Linked DNA regions of Homo sapiens: region 1 is linked to region 2. A link is a loop called in an ENCODE intact Hi-C map of the cell type or tissue named here. Cell type or tissue: Calu3. All regions are shown on one strand. Links, peaks and the distances in the headings refer to the core of each region. The heading gives the core; the rest is flanking DNA.

Region 1 (2,917 bases), core at 131-2,630, 110 kb after region 2:
AAGACTACTACTTCTTGTTAACTGGAAAAGCAGTAAGAAAGAGGTGCCACTGAGGAACGTGGTTTTTTTTTATTTTTTTTTCCTTTTTTTGCGACGGAATCCCGCTCTGTTGCCAGGCTAGAGCACAATGGTGCGATCTTGGCTCACTGCAACCTCCACCTCCCCGGTTAAAGCAATTATCCTGTCCCAGCCTCCTGAGTAGCTGGGCCCAGTTAATTTTTGTATTTTTAGTAGAGATGGGGTTTCACCATGTTGGTCAGGCTGGTCTGAAACTCCTGACCTCATGATCTGCCCACCTCGGCCTCCCATGGGATTACAGACATGAGCCACCACACCTGGCCAGACATGTGGTTTATCAAGGGACAGTGAAGGCCCTGACCAGTTGGTGCTGTCAGAGCAAATTCCCTGGTTTCCCCAGAGAGAGGTGCAAGTTCTAGAGTGGTTGGGGGAGGGGGGCTGATAAATGCCAGGGACTGAAAATAAGCACCCCTAAGGGCATATGTAATTCCCCCATCATAGCATAAATTTGAATTTGGATACATCCCAGATCTCAGCCCCAATCATGATATACAACTGCTGGCCAATCCATGAGCACCACCACCCCTGCCTAGAATTGTGCTAATCAGGATAAAAACTGCCTCTGCATTAATATCTAGGAAGGAAAGCAGCCCTCACCATGTCGGCAAACACATTTAGGGGCCCTTGGTAATAACTCTATGATGTTAAGGTGTTGGGGAGACAGTACAAAAACGGGTAGTGGACAAGTGAGTAAAAGAAAGAAAGTCTTGGTTTTCATAGACGTATTTCTTTATCTGTCATATTTATGCAGCATTTTATACTTTTCAAGGTGCTTTTAAATATCTGATACTATTTCATTTCTCCTAATAACTCCATTATTTCCATTTTACAGAAAGAGTTATGGAAGCCCAAAGAGGCTGTGTGACGCATCTGACAGCCACTTGGCAGACGAATGAGAACCCAGAACCCTAATTTTTTTATTCCTCCACCACTACATCACCTGGTCTCCTACTTATATCAACAGATTTTTTTATTGAGAGCCTATTCTATAGAGGCCATGCTTTAAAACTGAGGAAAACCTATGTTGCGTGAAAACTCCCCTGCACAGGGCCCTCTGGTGGCAGGTAAATTAAGAATTATAAGGTAGGAAATTGAGAAATGTTTAGGATCTGATTTTATGGAGAGAGGAGGATACTGAAATATAGAAAGTTGTTCAGAAGGGCTTATCTAATATAGTTCTCTCACTTGGCATATTAAGAAATTGATGCCCAGAGAGGTCAAGCAATGTGCTCATGGTGGCACAGCATCCCAAGTCAGCACTTCTCTCCAATCAGAAAGGCACCTCTCAGCATCTTCCTCATTCTCATTTGTCTTAAAGAAGATTAATATTCGCCCTTCTTATCCCCTTTTGAGCTTCAGTTTTCTCATTTGTAAGCTAGGAATAGGGACAGTTCTCACCTCATTGGGTTGTTTTAGAGACTGAATGAAATAATGCAAGTCACACACTTAGCACAAGCCTGCCATGTAGCAAACACTCAATGTGTGGTCATTATTATAATGCTTAATGAACCATCTCTGTCTTGATGTACTCAGAACCATTAACCCTAAAGCTTTGTGTTTGCCCTCATCTGTAGATCAGAAATAAAAAATATTTTCAGGGGAAGTGAGTGCTTTAAAGATGGTTTCTTCTCCAAGCTGAAAATAATGATCACATAACCTCTGAGACAGCGTCTCTCAGTGTGCCCAGGGAGCCTGGTTATTCTTCCGGGGTTAATGAGATTGGTCCTTCTTGGGGCAGGGCCAAAGGAATCTACCTCCTGCCCATTTTCTGAATGCAACCTCAATCCCATGGGTGGATCAGGGAAAAGGAATTGCAACATTTCCCTGTGCTTTTCTATTCGCCCCTCAGTGCCTCTTCTAAGTTGCTCAGTTAAGAGGCATTGTTAGCACCTCTCATCCACAGTTGTAAAATGGGAGTCAATAAAAATGCCTTGCCCTTCCTAACCTCAGTGAAGATATGAAGAGCACAAGCAGAATACAGTAGCCTCACTGAACAGAGGTGACAGAGGTCAGATCTCAGTGAGGCTGAGACGACAAAAGTTTGTGGGGAACACTACTGGAAAGCAGAAAGCTACTTGGTGGAAGAGTGCTATAAATCTGCATGGGGTCCTATGAGTCTCTGATGGAATATTAAGCTGACATGCATAGAGTGAGACTTCACAAAGTCAGGGAAAGGACAACTGCTGGAGTGCTATAAGCTGAAAAATTATAGGAGCTTGCACAGGGATGGGAGACATTTGAGTTCTCCAGAGTAGTGGACCTGACAGAATATCAAGAATATGTCACAGAGACCCCAAAAGGCCACAGCTTCAAAGTACAGTCATTCATCTCTTAATGAGTGAGATACATTCTGAGAAATACATCATTAGGCAATTTTTTCATTGTACAAACATCATAGACTGTACTTATATAAGCCTAGATGGTATAGCCTAGGTGATATGGAATAGCCTATTGCTCCTAGGCTCCCAACCTGTATTGCAAGTCACTATATTGACTACTGTATACAACTGTAATGTAGTGGTATTTGTATATCTAAAAATTGAAAAAGTACAGTAAAAATAAGATATTATAATCTGGTATAATATGGTACTATAATCTAATGTATGATGAACTATAGGTTTAAATTAGCCTAACAGTAAAGAGTTTTCTAGTCCCACCCTAATAAAGATTTTTTTAAGTCTTTACAGGATAAATCTGATCTTACAGAAAATTAGCTATCTATAATAATAAAGCTCAAAACTCAACATGCTTTAAAGGGAGACAACAAAATCTGAACTCTCAAATATTTAGCATCCACATTGTCCAGAATATAATTTTAAAATTACTGGCCTGCAAAGCA
Region 2 (2,917 bases), core at 89-2,588:
TGGAAAGGAAATAATATCTAATCTAATTCTCTCATCTTATAAATGAGAAAATGAAAGTTTGCCACTTGCTAGCTGTGTAAGATGGAAAAGTTCTTCACCTTTCCAATCCTGTAAAAGGGAATAATGAGCCTCAACATTCTCTTGAAGCTGTTGAGAGAATTAAATGAGGTAATGTACATAAAGCTGTCAATATCACACAAAGTCACTGCTCAGTTCTTCCATACTAGGGTATGGTAAAAAAACAAAACAAAACAAACAAAAAACACAAGACACTCCAGCCAACTACAAACCCTAGCCTTTCAAGAAAAGATGGTCAAGCAGTTTCAGATTTTACAATCATCCTTCTCACCAAACCAAATGAATGACACCCGGAAAGACTATGCAGGCTGTACTCACACAAAGGAAGGGCACTCCCTCATACCTCAAACTTTAAAGTGGCAGCTGGAGATCAAAGAGCTTGGAAATTAAAACACAGCCTAGACCTCTCCCTTCTAGGGAGGAAGAAGAGTCTAGAGACTGAAAGGCAGACAGCCAGGAGGAAAAGACATGGAATGTTCCTTGAGGCTAAATTCCCTCTTGGCAATGACATTAGAAGAGCTGAGCTAAGAAACATATTTTTCTCCCAGTTTAAAAGAAAGCTGGGGAGAAGGGCTGAGGAATGAATGCCTTATTCAGTCGTCTCAGATTGTGAGCAGAAGCTTGGGTGGGTGCAGGTGAACATCCCACTAGAAAGCAAACTCCATGAAGACAGGAGTTGTATCTGTTTGGTTCATTACTATATTCCTGCCACCTGGATTAGTGCCTGGCACTTGGCGGATGCTCAGTAAATATTGAGTAAATATATCGAGACACTCCTTAGAGTAGGGAAAAGTGCAAACCTATTTTTGGAGCTTGGGGAATGCAAAAATAAATTTTAATGAAATTATATATATTTTCTTAAAAATTCATGCAAATTTTATGCTGTGTCATCTATTGGTGTTTATTTTTACATCAATGAGTGACAACACTTGTAGCAGACAGCTGTACTGTTTTATCCAGCATCGATTCCTTATTTCCTTTGTGGCCCGCCCCTTCCCATTCCCCGTCCTGCAGGTGACTCTAGCAGCAATTCTACTTTCAACTCTAAGGCTGGGCCTATGATTCACTTCTAGCCAGTCTGAACGTTTCCTTCCCCGACAACAGCGATTGTTTTAGGGTTAGGCACATTACTCAATCAGACCTCATGTGACATAATTCCTATTTGGCTGTTAACCATGAAAAGAGATGCACTGTCTTCCCTACTGGACCTGGACCTGTGCGGGTATTTGTCTGTGTAGGAGAGGAAAACCAACCTTTCCTTCTATCCTTCTAAGTTCTTAGCTGAAGCCCCTATAACCAAGGACAGATTAACAAGAGAAAGTCATATGAATGTATTTAAGATGTTTTATGTGACATGGAAGCCTTCATTAGGAAATAAAGACCCAAAAAGGAGGTTAAAGACAGTCCCAATAAAAATATGAGCCGTCAGGTTTTAGCTCTCCGTGGTGCCATTTTAGGAGGCTAGAGAAAAATGTGAAACATTAATTTGAAGAGCTGTAGACAGATATTGGAGGAAACTAGAAGATTCAGGACTCAGTTTATAGGTAGATAACAAAACCTTAAAGACAATGAACAAGACTAAAATGGAATACTCACAAAGCTGTGCTACAGGTTTCCATTGAAACATAATTTTTCTCTCTACAATCACCTCCATTTCTCTAAAAAATAATCAAAGTGAAACTAATTTGTTTGCAAAAGGAGCCTAGTCTCATTAAACTTGGTCGGATTGTTGACAATACTACAGCAAGAATAGTGACTGACCACATAGGTCCCTTTCTTTTAGTTCGCTTTGCTAAAACTTTGCATAAAAAAATCTCAGATTAGACTTTTAAAAGCCTCTTAAGGCTAGGAAGCCATGCCAGGGACTTGCCATCAGACCTTGCCTGCAATCTCTGCATATTTAGGCAAATTCCTCTTTTCTTAAGGTTCCCCCAATATTATGAAGTTCCTGGGCCTGCAAGAACTGAAAAGACAACATGAAGCACAGGAAATTATTTTGATCAGACACAAATCTTTGTTTGCTAGGCAGGTTACTTAAAAGGTAAAGAAAAGCCATTTTACAATTTCTTTTTAAGAGAAGACCCATAATCCAAAAAACCATCATTTTACTGTTGCATCATACATTTATGACACTAACATTCTTTTTTTCCCTTTTTCTTTTCTTTTCTCTCTTTCTTTCTTTTTTTTTTTTTTTTTTTTTTTTTTTTTTTTTTGGAGACAGGGTCTTGCTCTGTTGCCCAGCCTAGAGTACAATGACACAATCACTGCTCACTGCAGCCTCACCCTTCCAGGCTCAAGCGATCCTTCCACCTCAGCCTCCTGAATAGCTGAGACTGTCGGAATGCACCACCACACTTGGCTAATTTTTTTTACTTTTTATTTTGTAGAGATGGGGTCTTGCTATGTTGACCAGGCTGGTCTCAAACTCCTTGTCTCAAGTGATCCTTCCACCTCAGCCTCCCAAAATGCTGGGATTACAGGCGTGAGCCACCATGCCAGCCTCATCTCACATTTCTTATAGGTATATGCTGTTTCCTCATAGTACAATTTCTCATATTTATTAGCAGACTCAAATATATTTAGATTCTCTATACTGCATAAAAACAAGATGACAGAAGTATACAAACTTAAACTTATATTCAGCAATTAATGTTTCATTGTTTCATCTTATTTGGAAATGATCTAGATGTTCAATGAATACTCATAATTTAACTTAACTTACTAAAGCTTTAAGGTTTCAAATTACCAAAAAGAGTGGAAACTATTTTTAAGTAGACATATTAAAAACCATAATTTATACATCATAATTATTGCTGAAAAGTTCATTTACAAACTTTTA

What was found. A loop is a pair of places that touch in the nucleus more often than their neighbours do. Peaks named below come from ENCODE experiments on the same cell type or tissue, not always from the same donor. Only the 100,000 strongest peaks of a DNase experiment are listed, where the experiment ranks them.
Region 1: a loop joins it to region 2, with 12 times the contacts of the local background. A loop is called at or near these places in 10 of 110 quality-filtered maps.

Annotation. Positions count from the first base shown.
Region 1 is chr11:20,242,384-20,245,300 of GRCh38, reverse strand. No RefSeq gene overlaps it. Among named protein-coding and RNA genes, the nearest start is that of DBX1, 83 kb to the right of the region's middle. In Calu3, for the core only: CTCF peaks have their summits at 957 and 1,161 (motif pointing left); no DNase peak of the experiment used is centred there.
Region 2 is chr11:20,349,579-20,352,495 of GRCh38, reverse strand. No RefSeq gene overlaps it. Among named protein-coding and RNA genes, the nearest start is that of HTATIP2, 13 kb to the left of the region's middle. In Calu3, for the core only: no CTCF peak of the experiment used is centred there; a DNase peak (open chromatin) is centred at 1,115.